Regions from separate parts of the Mus musculus genome. Here regions 2 and 3 are each linked to region 1. Evidence: chromatin loops called from intact Hi-C (ENCODE). Cell type or tissue: left cerebral cortex. All regions are shown on one strand. Links, peaks and the distances in the headings refer to the core of each region. The heading gives the core; the rest is flanking DNA.

Region 1 (5,268 bases), core at 668-4,667:
GGATAGGCTCACAACCAAAACTATAAGAAACAGAGATCTATCTGGGCTCACAGTTTCAGAGATTTCAGTTCATGGTTAGCTGGCAAATTCGGGGGTTGGGGGCAAGGGTGTCATGTCAGAAGGGCATGGTTGTTCACATCATAGCAGTCAGAAGCAAAGGTAGAATAATCTAGAGGTAAGACATACTCCTTAAAGGTACACACCTGACCATTCACTTTCTACAATGAGGCCCCACTTACTAATAGCATATTCAGCAATGCACGAGTCACGTTGTCAATCACCTGATGAGGTCAGTGCTCTCAGATCTAGTCACTTCCTGTTACCCCTGGGAGCCTCCGGTACGGACGCTTCCTACTCAAACCATAGCAGCTAACACACTCTCTCACTAATTAATAGCAATGACCTTTCAAGTTAAGCATTGCAATCTGTGTTCTGAGTGTGAATTAGAGATATTTTAAAGTACTCTTTAGTTTAAGAACTGTGGAGCAGCAGAAATGGAGCGAATTCGGGTTTGACCAAGGCCACGCCCACAGCAGTCTTCCTGAACTATTCCCTTTTTGGCATTTTTGTTTTAGATTTTTCTCTCATTCTTCTGGCCCACCCCCACCCCGTCTTGCCTTGAACTGCCTCCCATTCTCCGACACACACCCTATTTCTCTCTTCCTTACTATTGAATTTCACTTTTACCCAAAAAGCACACTGTCTTGCAAAAGGCCCTGGCGCCAGGTTTGAGGTTTGTTTTTATTTCCTGCAAGTTGTAACCATGAATCTGGTAAGTCATTTCCTCTCCCCGAGCCTCAGTTCTTGTGTCAAAATAGCCAATAAATCCATGATAGCTCTTACCTACCTCATGCAATGACCGTGGGATTCAGCTAAAATAAACTAAGATGCAGATGTTAATCTCTGTTTCCATTCTGTAGCCCAGCAGCTCCTGAAGTCTCCAGACCGCAGTGTCAGCATCCCAGGAACGTGGTAGACGTGCAAATCCATAGGTCTCACCAAAAGCTGACTTATTAGAAACCACATGTACCAAGCCCTGCAGACGATTACAACCACACTTACACTTGAGAACCACTGCTGAGTGTGCTCACAGACATGGGCAGCGAGGCACACACGTTTACACTCAATTAAAACCAGGCTTAAAATATTAGATTGAAAAAGGAAACCATGTGTTATGCTTTAAGCCCTGTAGAAAGGTTGAATCTGTTAGCGCCTCCCAAGAGAACCAATCTCTCAGGGGTGGTTCCTCCGAGCAGGCTGGATCTGTTTAATAACAACTGTGTCTAATGAGGAGCCTCCATGGCATTCTGATGTGGGAATCCAATACCTAACATGGAAGAGTAACCAACCCTGGGAGCTGGAGACATGGTTCAGACTTGCTGCTCCTCCAGAGGACCAGAGTTCAGTTGCTAGCACCCATATCAGACAGTTTACAACCACCTGTTACTACAGCTCTCGGGCATCCGACAACCTTTTTAAGTGAGCCTTCAGAAGCACCCACACTCATGTGGCATACACCTAATTTTTTCAAACTTTTAAAAATAAATAAAAAAATTTAAAACCGTCTTATTTTTAACATTTTCAAATGTCATCAACGTAGAAAATGATGTTTGAGTAAGAACTTCATTGGAAAAAGATCCACCAAAATCAGAATATACTCCACAAAACAGGGTTTGCCCACTTTAAACAATGTGTGGTCTGCAGTGCACAGCTCCCTCCAACACCTCTGTTCATACAGCTTTCTATTCTTTCTTCTTTATTGCAGCTGGCGAGTCCTCAGGAAATACCAGCATTCGGAGTAGTGTGGCTACCGGTCAATCATCTGTTGCAGGGAGAGAACATTTGAAAGGTAAGGATGCCACTCGGGTACCCAAGCTGGCCCACCGGGGCACCTACTGAGCTCCGGCGGTCCGTGGCAACACAAACTTACACCACCGACCCTCCGATGTGTTGAGCAGTTGGAGAAATTGCTTTCTTCATAGACAGCCACAACCCAGCTGAGTTGGGAAGCAGGTGGCTGTGACTGCTCACTTTTTTTTTTAAATAGTGTCAACACACGAGGTGCACTAGCTTGCTCTCTCTTCTTCCTTGTGCTTCTCTCCACACAGTGTAGATTGTTCTGTCTTCCCCTGCAGGACTGACAGAGTCCATTAGGAAGAGCGAGCGACTGGAGCTCCCAGGGGGATCTCCGGTTTCTGCTTGGAGAGAGTGAGGCTGGAAGGAGATGCTTCATGCAGTTGCCACATACAGCAGAGCCCTGGCTAACAGGTAGTTAGAGACCCTACAATTACGGTAAAGAGGTCTCAGCATCGCTTTAAAAAGTCATCTACATATCATAGCTAATAACTTGAAAAATATTTAAGTCATTAAATTTTAAAAAGCAAACCTTGGAACATTTTATTTGTGAGACATGAACACATGGTCATCTCTGGTTGGAAGGATTATTGGTGACTTTATGCTTTTTTCGCTTACATTAACGTTATATATCGTCTTAAACAAACCTGTGCAACTTTTCTAATAATATAAAACGAGAATGATTAAAAGGTAATCACGATTGCGCAATTATTGCCTAACCTTAAGTTTGTTTCTTCCATCTTCCAGCAGGTGGCGCAATGGCAATGTCTGCCATCCCAGCAGCCTTTCACCTTGCAGGCTGAAGAATCTCCGGATGCTTTGCTGTTTGTCCGAAGGTGGGTGCAAGGCCTGGCCATGACAGAGGGTAGAGGAAACACGGGTTCCCCGGTGAAGAAAGGACACTTAGAAGAAAACGCTGAAACTCAGACTCTCTGCCCTCAAGTCTCTGGCCCCACAGTTCAGTTCTTCACACAGCAGCATAAACAGTGTTTGAGAAACTCGATGGTAACAGGAATATATACTTTTTCTCTCTCTAATTCCGTTATCTGGCCAAAATCAAAATTCAAATTAGCTTCTCTTTCGAGCATTTCTGGATTGGATTAGAGCTACATTCACCAAGACTTAACCAAGTCTTGGTGGTAAATTAAATTTTTATTTCAAAAGCGAGGAGGGACTTTCCATTCTCTCGGTATCCTCTGGCCAAGGGATTTTTTAATAAAGAAGGTGTCCGGCAGAGAGCAGATCGGTGTTTAGGTCAATTTAGAAAAGGGGAGTGTGGAGGCCCACAAGCCAGGGTAACCAACTTATCAGAATTGACGACAGATGCTTAGTGTGCATTCCACCCCATATCTACACAGCACACAGACTCCCACCCTCAGGAAATGCGCTGCGCTGAGCACAGCCAGGGCACAGCCTTAGTCCAGCCAGGAAAAAAACCCTTAAAGAGACCACACATGGGATCATTTCAACTTTGTTTCAAAATGTAAAACTACCTGCTCCTAAGAGAAGCATTCCAAAGGAGAGGCAGGGAAACCATTGGATCCCACCAGAACGTTCATGTTCTATCCAAGCCCACCAACCTTGGGAGCTAGGGAATGTTCTAGACTTTTGGTGTTATCTCTCTTGTTTATTTCAGTAGGTCTTCAGTCCATTTTTATGTAGTGATGGTAGTGGGGCAGAGAGAAAGAAGAGTCGGGGAGAAGAAGACGAAAGGGAAAGGAAAGGTGTGGAAAGGAAGGGGTGGTCTTCTTGGTGACAGGGGTGGTCATGTATTTGGGATAACTAATCATGAGAAAAATGGGAGGGAGGGAATGAGTGAGTGAGACAAGAGACTTCCTCCCTTTTCCCTTCTCCACCTCAGGGAAAGAGGGACAAAGAGTCAGGAAAGGCACTGAGAAGATGAAAGAAAGAGAAGGGACAGAGGGAGGAGTGATGGGAGGGGTGTGGAAGAAGGAGGGAGTGGAAAAGGGTATGAGAAGGAAGAAAGAAAAGGGAGGGAGGGAGAGAGAGGAAGGGCGGGAACAGGGCGAGAGGGAGGGAGAGAAGGGAGAGGGGGAGGGGAGGGAAGGGAAAGAGAGAGGGAAGGAGGGTGTTTGAAGGAAGGATAGAGACATCTAATCTGCGCAGAGAAGCTGGCAGAGTCCACCCCTGCCTGCATCCAGCAACTTTTTCTTTCTGATTCTTACACTTTTTTCTCAACATGTGATCTAGACGCCTCAGCCAAGCACCAGATGCAGTTGCACTCAATAGTGTAGATTCTGACTGAAATGAATCCCAGCCCTAAAACACAGCGTTGCCGACCCCATACAGGTGGAGGAAGGAGTCACGGACTGCAGATACCTCAGCATAAGCACTTGCTGCTCTTTCATTTCTCAACACCCACACCAGGTGGGTCACCTTGCCTGTGACTCCAGCTCTGGGAGACTGACTCCCTCTTCTGGGATCTTTAGACACCTGCATACATGTGCACATACCCATACCCGGATACATGATCAAAAATAAATTAAATATTTGACATAATAAAAACCAATGCAGATGGTCAGAAGGAAATGTATGCACTGGCAGGACTGCCTCTCTCTCTCTCTCTCTCTCTCTCTCTCTCTCTCTCTCTCCTTCTCTCTTGCCTGGTAGCTCTCCTCTCCCTCCTTCCCCTCTCTTCCTCTCTCATCTATTCTTTTATCCTTTTTCTCTCTCATACACACATCTCCTGAATAATCACAGTAGTGAGAATCACATAGAAACAACAGCAACAACAACAAAGTTCTCCCCATGTGAGACTATGCTCCAGAGGGATTGACGTGTGTGTGTGTGTGTGTGTGTGTGTGTGTGTGTGTGTGTGTGTGTGTGTGTGTGTGTGTGTTCATTCCACCTACATTTCCATCGTAGCCCTGCCTCTTCCTAGTGTGCTAACTTACCCCACATCTGTTGCACCTAGCTCTTAGCGTAGCTCCTGGCCATGAACGACAGTGATGCAGGCCAGGCGGCCTTCTTTTCCGAAAGCATCAGGGAGAAGGTAAAGCATGGATCTCCAAGCTGGAACTCCCTGACTGAGTTCATCAAGGAAAGTGATCGACTGATAGGACTCTGGGTCGGAAGTAACCTTTGAAAAAGTCTCAGTGTGCTTTTTGAGACCTTTGAAGCGGCTAGCTGAAAGCTATCTGTGAGACTGGTGAGCCTGAAGGACCAGATGATCTTCAAATTAACCAGCCAACAGCACAGGAATGCAGCCAATCAGAAAGAAAACTGGCCTAGTGTGGGTACACGCTTCTGGTAACCTCCTTTGTTGGACTGTCATGGAGTCCTAGTGACTCGAGGGAGGAGCCTGGTAACAGGAACACAGGACTCTTTGGTAGTGGCTAGTGACCAACCACTACAGAAGTGTCACCATAACTAAAACTTGGTGCTCTGATGATG
Region 2 (5,268 bases), core at 684-4,683, 93 kb after region 1:
CTAATGAACTGTTAACAAGCTGTCAATTAAGCACACAAATTAGGAGAGATGGCACCAGAAGGGTGCTATATCAGAGCTTGCCTAAGCTACAGACTGCAGGCCCTGAAGCCCTACAGCCTTGAATTTGACCTAATGGCACCTCTGACCCATATGGGTGAAAAGGTTGTGATCAGGTTAGGCTAAGTCTTGAAGGGAGCATGTAGTGTATAAAATATAATGAAAATCAATAACAAACTTTGTGTAGAAAATCCTCTAGTAAATCGCACAGTTATTTTTCTGCGGAACTTTGTAAATCTGTTTAGCTTAAGTGGGTGCCGTGACGCCTTGACGTGCTGAGATTCCAATTGTCTTTTCTTTTCCAGCCAATTGGTTCCGTAGGCTTTCTGCCGTTTACTGGTCCTTCTGTGAGCTTATGGGGGGGTGGATTGGGGGGGGGGCGAGCATGGAGAACGCCACACAAAGGGAGAAAACTGCACAAATGAATAACTAACAAACTTCAGATGTAATTATTCCCACTCTCTGGCTGCCACTCCTCCCCCAGAGAGTCACCAGAAAGCACAGCTTGTTAGAGGAGCCCTAAATCTCCTGGGCCATTTGACTGTCAGAGAAGTGTCTAGAGAGGAACGTCTAAAGCCCTATCAGCGGTACAGAGAAAAAAGCGAGGCACATTCCCCGTGGCAGTGGGAAGTGAGGGGACACAAAGGGACATGAAAGGTTTTCTATAGACTGGGAGAAAGGAAACACACATCAGAAGTGCTTCCGGAGAGAACTGCTGGGGAAATTCCTCTTACAGAAGCAGGGCAGCACAAAGGCCAGTTACTGGTTAACTTTAAGAAAGAGAGGATGATCTGGGGGCGGGGGTGTCATGTTAACCCAGTGAATGAGATGGCTCTGTCCATGGGTTTGTGGTCAAAGGAGCCCGTGGGAGTCAGTCTAGAGAGAAAGCTGGGAGGCTGACCCTAAGCACAGGTGGTAACAATTGTTCAGGATCCCCACGCCCACAGTCAGCCATTCCCCAGTGGCCCTTGCCTGGTTGGGTTCTGAGATTTGCAGAGCAATGCCTGGCTGGTTTGCTAAGGTTTTGTGACTCAGTTTCTTCAAGATCTGGTATTTCCAATCCCCAGATGAAAACTGTCCAGGGCAGGTAGGTTCCTGAGTGCCTGCTGAGGAAGGATCTAGAGAGGGGGGGTTCTGATCCCCAAGTCTCTCTCTCAGCCCCCCCAGGCAGGTCCCTGGAGGCTAGGTCCTAGAGGTCAGGATGGCCACCTTCCCCTCCTGCGGCGATACTGCCTTCTGCCTTCTGCCTCTTACTCTCCCGTTCCTCCCTCTGCTCCATCATGCCTTGAAGACTCTTCTGGGTCACCCAGAGTGTGGGTACATGCCAGACCCCTTTACAGCTTTGGGTTGGGGACTTTTCCCTCACACAGACCTTGGCCTTGAGTCTAGCCTCTGAAGAGCAGAGCCCAAGGCTCAATAGTGGCTTTCACTGGGTGGTTGACCTCACCGACACAAACAGGACAAAACCCCATTAGAGTTCAGATGGAAGCCTTCCAAGCCAGACAGCAACCAACTGGAGGCTTTGCAGTTCTCTTTCCTGGCTGCTTTGTCTTGGTCATGGGCCGTCTTTTTTTCCAACTGGAATGTTTTGAAACTCAGAACCTCTCTTGTAGTTGAGATGGGTGATGGCAGGGACCTTCAGTGCTTGTGTATGTGATTGGCTTCCTCTGATGTTGGGCATGGTGCTAACTTCAAACATGGAGTCTTATAACTTGGTGTCCTCCAAGCTCTGCTTGTATTGAGTTTATTTAATTGTTCTGTCACCTTGCCCTCCCATTGTCTGACACTCATGACTGCTGATCCCTTAAAGGACACCCCCCCCCCACACACACACACACACAGGGAAAGAGAAAGAGACACAAACTTAAGACTGGATAAAAGTATGATTGTTTTTAAACAAACCTAAGAAAAGCAAGTCAAAGATTCATTAACCAGAATTCTTTGAAGCCTCTAATAATCCTTATTAACAGTCTTATATCTAAAAATAACCACGGGCAACCATCTAATCTGCTGGACAGAGGAGGGGCTGGTGGTTTGGAGAGCTCGCCTGGGTCCTATGCACAGTGGCTGTTTTTGTTCCCACTGTCATCTCAGCCATCAGTTTCGGCTCTGCATGAAACACTGCCTCTCTGCTATGGAAAAGCTAACTCCACTGGCTAGACCTCAGCCCCAGAGAGGCTCAGTGACAGCTTCCATGTGTCTTTCTGGACAGAAGAGCTAAATGTCATTTTACATGTTTTCTCTGTGCTAGACCTGACCAGCCGTTATCTTGGGAGCATAGGGCTTCTAGCTGCTCACCACAACAAAAAGTTCACTGACAAATTATCCTCACATAGGAAGCAGTGATAGCTCTCCTGTGAGTCAGTAGGCCTAATTTCTGCCTTATCCTGCTGATAGTTAAAAAACAAAACCAAAAACGTGTGTGTGTGTGTGTGTGTGTGTGTGTGTGTGTGTGTGTGTGTTTAACAGGTGCTCTTGGAGGCCAGAAGATAGCATCAAACAGCCTGGAACTGTGAGTCACTTGGTGACCTGGTGTGGGTACTGGGAACTGAACCTGGGCCCACTGCAAGAACAGCAAGTGCTCTTAACCCTGAAGCCATCTCTCCAACCCTTTCCTGTTAATTTACAGTCACAAGGGCATCCGAGGAGGTAGACCATGTGACAGGGAAGAGGAGGAACTGGGCAAACTGGGACAGGGCTATGCACTGGGTGGGGGCGGGGATGGTAACAAAATATTTTGTTTACAAATGCCTTTGAGGGGCTATCCTCCTCCAATTCCTCAGACTACAGCGCCAGTGTGGCCATTTGTGGCTTTCTTCTGCCCTCTAGTGGGAAAAGATGGTCAGTGTTTTTCCTTGAGTGACAGCCAGACTCTCATATGCACTTGTCGGCCTTCTTATTACATCATGAATTTTGATAAGCCCATTAGCCAGCCAGGCAGCCAGGAGGAGGATGTCTTTCTCACTTGATGACTACACAATGAGGAGTAATATATTTTAATTTAAACACCATAAACCTATTGAGTGCTTAATTAACTTTAACCGTCTTTAGGGGAATGAAGCCAATTTGAGGGGGTCAAAAGGAGTTGTTTCAATATCAAACAGTTTTACATAGTCAATCCATTCATTCGGCCTACAGCTACTGATTAACACACAAAATTAACATGTTAGTAAAAATTCATATTCAGGCCTCTGGGGAAATTAAGATTCGCATGCACAGAGCGTGATTAGCACAGCTATTGTTTCCTCCCAACAATATAATTTAATGGGTTTTTAGAATTACAGAAAGAGAGACTCGGTGCTGGTTTGAATTGATTATTTACCACAAAGCTTTGAAATATAGAAACGATAGAAAACATCTCAAGCCAAAAGGGCCAGAGAACAGAGGCAGAGGAACTCGGAGAGAACGCTGCTTTCTGAGCAAGCTGGCCAGGGTGGACTGACAGAAAGGCAGGCTAGGTGCCGCAGCCAGAAGCCGGACCGAAGGGACCGGAGAGAGGCTTTGGGGCTGCGTGGGAAAGCATGGGAAAGTACGTTTTCTGCTTTTCAGGCAAGATGGGATTGCTTCATTTAAGATTCAATCACAGGACACATCCAGCCAATTCCCTAAAAGTACGTATCTCAGGCAGCTCATGCTATTCAAACATGTCAGAGTCAAATATACGGAGAAAGAAAAAACAGGAAAAGGGTAAGGTAATTACCATATTCACAAAACGAATCTAATTCTGAGCTTCCTAGCACACAAAGGGAAAATGCTAAGTGCCCTTTAATATATATTTATCTTTATCTCATTGTCTTAAATAACGTGCTTAACCGGATAGACATGTTTCCTTCCTTGTGCTAAACTGTGAGAGCAACTGATATACAGTCATTTAGAGAAAGGCCACCGAGTAGGAGGACTGTCACCACATCTAATGACAGTCTAGTGAAAGGTACAGAGGTCTTCAGAAAGGGCTTCTTACGTCAGAGCTCCATGAAAGGTGGGAAGCTTTAAGATCTGGTGAAGCCAGCTCCGTAGGGATCTGTGCCAGCGTGGGCCAGACAGATGCTCTGACGATCTTCCTGGAAGCTGGGTGGGTACAGAATCCTTAGGACTCAGTCCAGCAGGAAGCAAGTCGGGGTTTCCACCCCTGTAATGACGAGGTTTCTAAAGCAGCAGCCATATCTCACTGAGTACCTTCAGTCTCTGTATCTCTCCATTACACTCTGCCTGGTTGGTTCTGATGTGAATACGGTTCCCTCACACCATTTCACTGAAGGGCTAGTACTATTGTGTCACGCGCTTGGGGGGGGGGGGTCACATGCTGACCATATCTCTCCTCCCTCATCTCATTACTTCCTGATTTTTTTTTTTTTAACCACATGATACAAGTCTGCAGACCCCACTGCCACAACAGATCAAAGCTCTAGGGGATGAAGCAGTTAGAAACCCACTGGACACAACATGGCTGCTCCAGGGACCTGATCTGTCCACCCAGAGACCCTGCCTTCTAAACTGTTGGGGATACCAGCATATTAGCCACGTCTTCAAGGTATCTACATTCCTAGGACTCTATTTATTTACACCCAAGTAAATAATTACAGAAGTGTTTAGAGACTCAACTCTGTAGACATTCACCTCAGCATTAACTCCTGACACGCCAGAAACACTCAACAGTAGATTGAGTAAGTCTGGCTTGTGTTAACTAGTTGTGAGTAACCAGCAGCCTAAAGCAGACCTACATATATCAATACAGAAAATGTTCATTTTATAAGGTTTAGTTAAAAGAGCACAGAATAAAGCAGTATCGCCCCTAATCCCATTGTCTTTAGGAATGAGTGTATGCAGGCAAGCGCACAAGAAGTCCAGAAGCCAGCAGCAGATGCTTAGCGTCATCATTGACGGAACCGCAGTGCATTTTTAAGCTATGATACTGCCCTATTGGTCTGAATAGCCTAGAACTTCTAGCAGTCGAATGGTTCTGCTTTGAGAAAAGGAGAGAGGCAGTGAGCTCTTGCTGTTTGTCCTGTCCCAGAGCTAGGGACAATTCCCGCCCTCGGGTGTTAGCGAGTGGCTCCCTCATGTTTGCTCTCTGATGCTCCACATTTTCACTCTTCTTCTCTCCACATCCTAGTCTGCAGTCTGACCCTGACCCTCCTCATCATCACCCTGAATGTCTGAAAGTCCCATGGAGTGGGGTTTTTCCTCCTGGGAATCCAGCAAGAAAGTGGT
Region 3 (5,268 bases), core at 684-4,683, 170 kb after region 1:
TCTTTGAATCCAGGTGCAATTGAGCTGGGTATATAATTGAATTCTTTATTAAATGAAAGAAATCATAGCTAAAAGAAAAAGGTTGGAAAACAAAGCACAAAGGCCAGAAAACAATGGGAAAATGGAAAAGAGAGCTGTGGTGGTAGTGGTGGTAGGGGTGGTGGCAGTGGCAGCAGCGGCAGTGGGATGTGTGTGTGTGTGTGTTCTTTTGGAAACATTGTCTCCCTGGTGAAAATGACAGTGTTCTGGAGGGACTGATATCTCTCCTCCACTAGACAGACAGTACAACCTAGGTAACCTAGGGCTTTGGCAAGGAGTTGGCTCCCACTGGAGGGAATTCTTGAGATTCACCCTCCTGGAGCAGATAGCAAGAGCTAGTGTGATGCTGTGTAGAGACAGGCCAGCCATCCAGTTAGAGATGAGAGAGGCAGAACTGAGCATTCAGGGTGGAGAGCATGGTGCGAAAGGAAGCACATCCAACAGCTAGGGTTCTTCCCTTCCTTTGCTGGGAAGCAGAAAAAAAAGGAGAACAAGGTTTGATGAGATGACAAAGCCAGAGTGATATAAAGATGTGAAGAGGGAATCAGGAAAATCCTGCCAATGAGAGCTCAAAAACACAGGAGAAAACAGAATGAGGTTGAGTTGTAGAAACAGCCAGGCCATCTTCCTCTGTGAATCACTCTCTGAGGGCAGGTATGCACAGACAGGTGCTCTCTCCTTCTCTGAGGGCAGGTATACACAGACAGGTGTTCTCTCCCTCTCTGTGGGCAGGTGTGCACAGACAGGTGCTCTCTCCCTCTCTGAGGGCAGGTGTGCACAGACAGGTGCTCTCTCCCTCTCTGAGGGCAGGTGTGCACAGACAGGTGCTCTCTCCCTCTCTGAGGGCAGGTGTGCACAGACAGGTGCTCTCTCCCTCTCTGAGGGCAGGTGTGCACAGACAGGTGCTCTCTCCCTCTCTGAGGGCAGGTGTGCACAGACAGGTGCTCTCTCCTTCTCTGAGGGCAGGTGTACACAGACAGGTGCTCTCTCCCTCTCTGAGGGCAGGTGTGCACAGACAGGTGCTCTCTCCTTCTCTGAGGGCAAGTGTGCACAGACAGGTGCTCTCTCCTTCTCTGAAGGCAGGTGTGCACAGACAGGTGCTCTCTCTTTCTCTGAGGGCAGGTGTGCACAGACAGGTGCTCTCTCCCTCTCTGAGGGCAGGTGTGCACAGACAGGTGCTCTCTCCTTCTCTGAGGGCAGGTGTGCACAGACAGGTGCTCTCTCCTTCTCTGAGGGCAGGTGTGCACAGACAGGTGCTCTCTCCCTCTCTGAGGGCAGGTGTGCACAGACAGGTGTTCTCTCCCTCTCTGAGGGCAGGTGTGCACAGACAGGTGCTCTCTCCCTCTCTGAGGGCAGGTGTGCACAGACAGGTGCTCTCTCCCTCTCTGAGGGCAGGTGTGCACAGACAGGTGCTCTCTCCCTCTCTGAGGGCAGGTGTGCACAGACAGGTGCTCTCTCCTTCTCTGAGGGCAGGTATACACAGACAGGTGCTCTCTCCCTCTCTGAGGGCAGGTGTGCACAGACAGGTGCTCTCTCCTTCTCTGAGAGCAGGTGTGCACAGACAGGTGCTCTCTCCCTCTCTGAGGGCAGGTGTGCACAGACAGGTGCTCTCTCCCTCTCTGAGGGCAGGTGTGCACAGACAGGTGCTCTCTCCCTCTCTGAGGGCAGGTGTGCACAGACAGGTGCTCTCTCCCTCTCTGAGGGCAGGTATACACAGACAGGTGCTCTCTCCCTCTCTGAGGGCAGGTGTGCACAGACAGGTGCTCTCTCCCTCTCTGAGGGCAGGTGTGCACAGACAGGTGCTCTCTCCTTCTCTGAGGGCAAGTGTACACAGACAGGTGCTCTCTCCCTCTCTGAGGGCAGGTGTGCACAGACAGGTGCTCTCTCCTTCTCTGAGGATAGGTGGGCATAGACAGGTGCTCTTGCATAAATAGGATCATAACTGGTTTCCTTTTATTCCACAGTAGAATAAGTTAATAATGCATCCATAGTGTAACAGTGTTCTCTATCAAATGTTCTAATTAGGAACGCAAACTACCTTCCTATGATGTCAAAATGTCCAAGTGTAGGTGGACTCCAAAGACCATCTGGATCCTGGACTTATGCCCAGGCAGCACGGGACTGTCCTTGATTAGACCTCTCTGCCCACATATTTCAGAGATGGAGAGTTACATGCTGGGCATCCTGGAAAACACAGTCCTCCAATTCCCCACTCAGACATCTGATTGTATCATTTTTTTTATTTTTTTGCTCTTCCCATTTGTCATATTAATAAAACTTCAAGGTAGGTTTTCTCTTTTTTTCTGGTGTTTTGGGTGTACATTTATTTAACTATGTATTGAAGTCTGCATCTGTATGCTAAACACTCATGCAAGAAAGAGCAGAAAGTCAGTACTGCTCTTACGTGTTTTCACCTGCAAACTATTCCCTTTGGGAGGAGAGATGCTTTTTTAAAAGCAAGAATAACTTCAGAAGAGACAGACAGACAGACACACACACACACACACACACACACACACATACGGAAAGGGAGAGAAAGACAGACACAGAGACAGAGAGGGGGCAAGAGACAGAGACACACAGAGAGAGGGAGAGAGACAGACAGACAGAGACAGACATAAGGAGAGGTAGAAGGACAGAGGGAGAAAGGGAGAGGGAGCAGGGGAGGGAGGGAGGGAGGGAGAGAGGGAGAGAGAGAAAGGGGGAAGAGGAAGAGGGAGAGGGAGAGGGAGAGGGGGGAGAGGGAGAGAGAGAGAGAGAGAGAGAGAGAGAGAGAGAGAGAGTTCAACTTCAATCATAAAGTGCCCCCAAGTGGACATTGTTTAAACTACATTGAGAAATCCTACAATTGCAATCAAGACTGAAGGCACAAACACTCTGGTGATGGGCAGCAGTGGGCTTACTTACTCTTGGTTTTGTACATAATTTAATAAGACCAGCAGCTGGGGAAAAGAATCTCATTGACGTATAAAAAAATAGACTCTGCAAACACACTCTTCTGGCTTCCTGGGAACTTAACTGGGTCTGGATACCGCCTGTGGCTATGCTAGATCTTACAAGGACAGAGTGGGTCCTAGAGCCAAGAGAATCCCCCTGTGGCCTTTCTAGAAAGCTCCCTGTCTATTTAATTGTATTCCTTACTCCACTATCAGGACTTATCCCACTGAATTACTTGGCATCCTGTTAAGCCTGTCACTTAGATTCCATAACAAATTAAGTTCTATGAAGGCTCTGCTCTTTCTCAGTATTAAAATATTCATATCTGCTCTAACAACCTGATTTTTTAAAAAACTGGCTAAAAGCTTTGCTGGTATCCCCTATAGGAAGTGTCATTTTTAATGAACCCATAGGCATCATAAATAAAAAATAGCTGGTAATAAAGAATTGATAAAGTAACTCTGGCCCCAGAGAGATGTCAACACAGCCTGGGGAGAGCCTTTTCCAAAGAGGAGTCTGGAGCCTGAAGACCCCCCCCCCAAACAAACAGTAAAGAATCAGGGCACTTGCTGAAAGCGTTTTCTTAAAACACAGGGGTCTCAAGGAGGGTAGATGACAAAGGTGACAAGGAGGGCCTTCTGTGATGCATGGGAGGAAAAGGGGTGCAAGTGTGGGAGAAGAGATGCAGCCAGCATTTCCACAGCATTTACCAGACTAGGTACTGTCTTCCCCCAACCCAGGAAATTAGGCAGGGAAGCTTCCTGTTGTAAACGAAGCCAGACCCCTTCCATGAATGGAGGTGGAAGGGTCTGAATCCCAACCCAGGTCTCATACACAAAATGTGAGCCATAAAGCCAGCAAGTGTAACACTCACTAGCCCTGCTTGTGGCTGAAGTGTCTTGGTAGGGAAACCATTGCCTAAACCAGACCTTCTTCTATGGTTCTAAGTGCTCTACCTGCAGCCCAACCTTCTTTCTACAACTGCAGACAGTCCACCCCATGACCCCACAGGTAAGTGCAAGGCCCAGAAAGCTAAGCTTCAAAATATAAACAAAATACAGCCCACACTGAGTCACGACTCTGCCTTTTCAGGTCATGATAAGACCAACGGATTTTTCTTACTTCTCTAAGACTGCAAACTCCTCTGCTCAGTGGCGATGACAGCCTTGTTCCAAAGTGGACTCAAGGCAGCCCCAACCACCGACTTCACTGAAAGGCAATCAGAAGAGAATGTAATTAAGTATCTGTTCATGGCAACAGCACTTGTCATAAGAGAGTTTCTAGAGGAGGGCTGGTATAGAGCCTGGCCATTTGTGACAACAGAAAACCCCAGCTCCAGGGGTGTCCAGGACCACCCACAGATCTGTTCTTCATCTTCCTAGGGGTGGCCATGCAAGAGACCCACTCTCTTCAGCGGCCCACTGCGTGCACACCACGCTCCTCTCTCCACATCTCTAAATGCCTCTCACAGCATTTTCTTGGGGTGCGGGGAAGAAGAGTGGACAGGGAATTTGGCTTTTGCCACCCCTGGGAAGGTACATGACGGTGCACATGACAGAAAGTCTCACTTCACTCTGGACCTTCTCCCCCAAGCAGTGGACAGAAGGAGAGAGGCAGCCTGACCTGAGGCAAGCCAGTGTGTTTAAAAGAAAACAGATACAGCAAGCTTGGAATAAGGGAACAGTCGTATATTCTCAAGTAACAGACGGTCCAGATTAATAATCTTACTTCAATCTTACTGGTTTCCCGTTTTGGTTTGTTTGTTTGCTTGTAAGTGGGTCTCTCTGCCTTTCTGTGTGTCTCTCTGTCTGTCTCTGTCTGTCTACCTCTCTCTGTCTCTCTGTCTCTCTGTCTCTCTGTCTCTGTCTCTGTCTCTGCCTCTCTCTCTCTCTCTCTCTCTCTCTCTCTGTGTGTGTGTGTGTGTGTGTGTGTGTGTGTGTGTGTGTGTGTGTGTGTGGTGTGTGAGGCTGGCATCAGATGTCTTTGGCTTTTTTCAATCACTCTCCATCTTATTTTTCTGAGACAAGCTCTCTCTCCTGTTGAGCCTGAGACTCTCCGAGTTGACTAGACTGGCTAGCCCTAATCCCTAAGGCATCCCCCTATCTCCATTTCCCAGTTCTGGGATTCCAGGCTGGGGAATCTGAACTCACATCCTCAGGCTTGCACAGAACACAGTTTATCCACTGAGCGGTCTCCATGGTCCCTAGTCATCATGTTTGTTTTGGTTTTCCTTACGTGATATTTTCCAGAACGTCAGCATTCCAGTCTCCTTGGTCAGACAGATGTATTCAT

What was found. A loop is a pair of places that touch in the nucleus more often than their neighbours do. Peaks named below come from ENCODE experiments on the same cell type or tissue, not always from the same donor. Only the 100,000 strongest peaks of a DNase experiment are listed, where the experiment ranks them.
Region 2: a loop joins it to region 1, with 10 times the contacts of the local background. A loop is called at or near these places in 30 of 42 quality-filtered maps.
Region 3: it touches region 1 in a loop (8-fold over the local background); 12 of 42 quality-filtered maps call a loop at or near these places.

Annotation. Positions count from the first base shown.
Region 1 is chr2:105,425,597-105,430,864 of GRCm38, reverse strand. It overlaps Gm39900 (a long non-coding RNA gene), which reads right to left and starts at 1,497. Exons shown (of 3, transcript XR_866615.1): 1 at 848-1,497. In left cerebral cortex, for the core only: a CTCF peak has its summit at 2,598 (motif pointing right); a DNase peak (open chromatin) is centred at 2,625.
Region 2 is chr2:105,332,132-105,337,399 of GRCm38, reverse strand. The region is part of intron 3 of Them7 (thioesterase superfamily member 7); the gene reads right to left. Among named protein-coding and RNA genes, the nearest start is that of Rcn1, 65 kb to the left of the region's middle. In left cerebral cortex, for the core only: a CTCF peak has its summit at 2,879 (motif pointing left); DNase peaks (open chromatin) are centred at 2,896 and 3,557.
Region 3 is chr2:105,254,459-105,259,726 of GRCm38, reverse strand. The region is part of intron 1 of Them7 (thioesterase superfamily member 7); the gene reads right to left. Among named protein-coding and RNA genes, the nearest start is that of Them7, 33 kb to the right of the region's middle. In left cerebral cortex, for the core only: a CTCF peak has its summit at 2,875 (motif pointing left); a DNase peak (open chromatin) is centred at 2,882.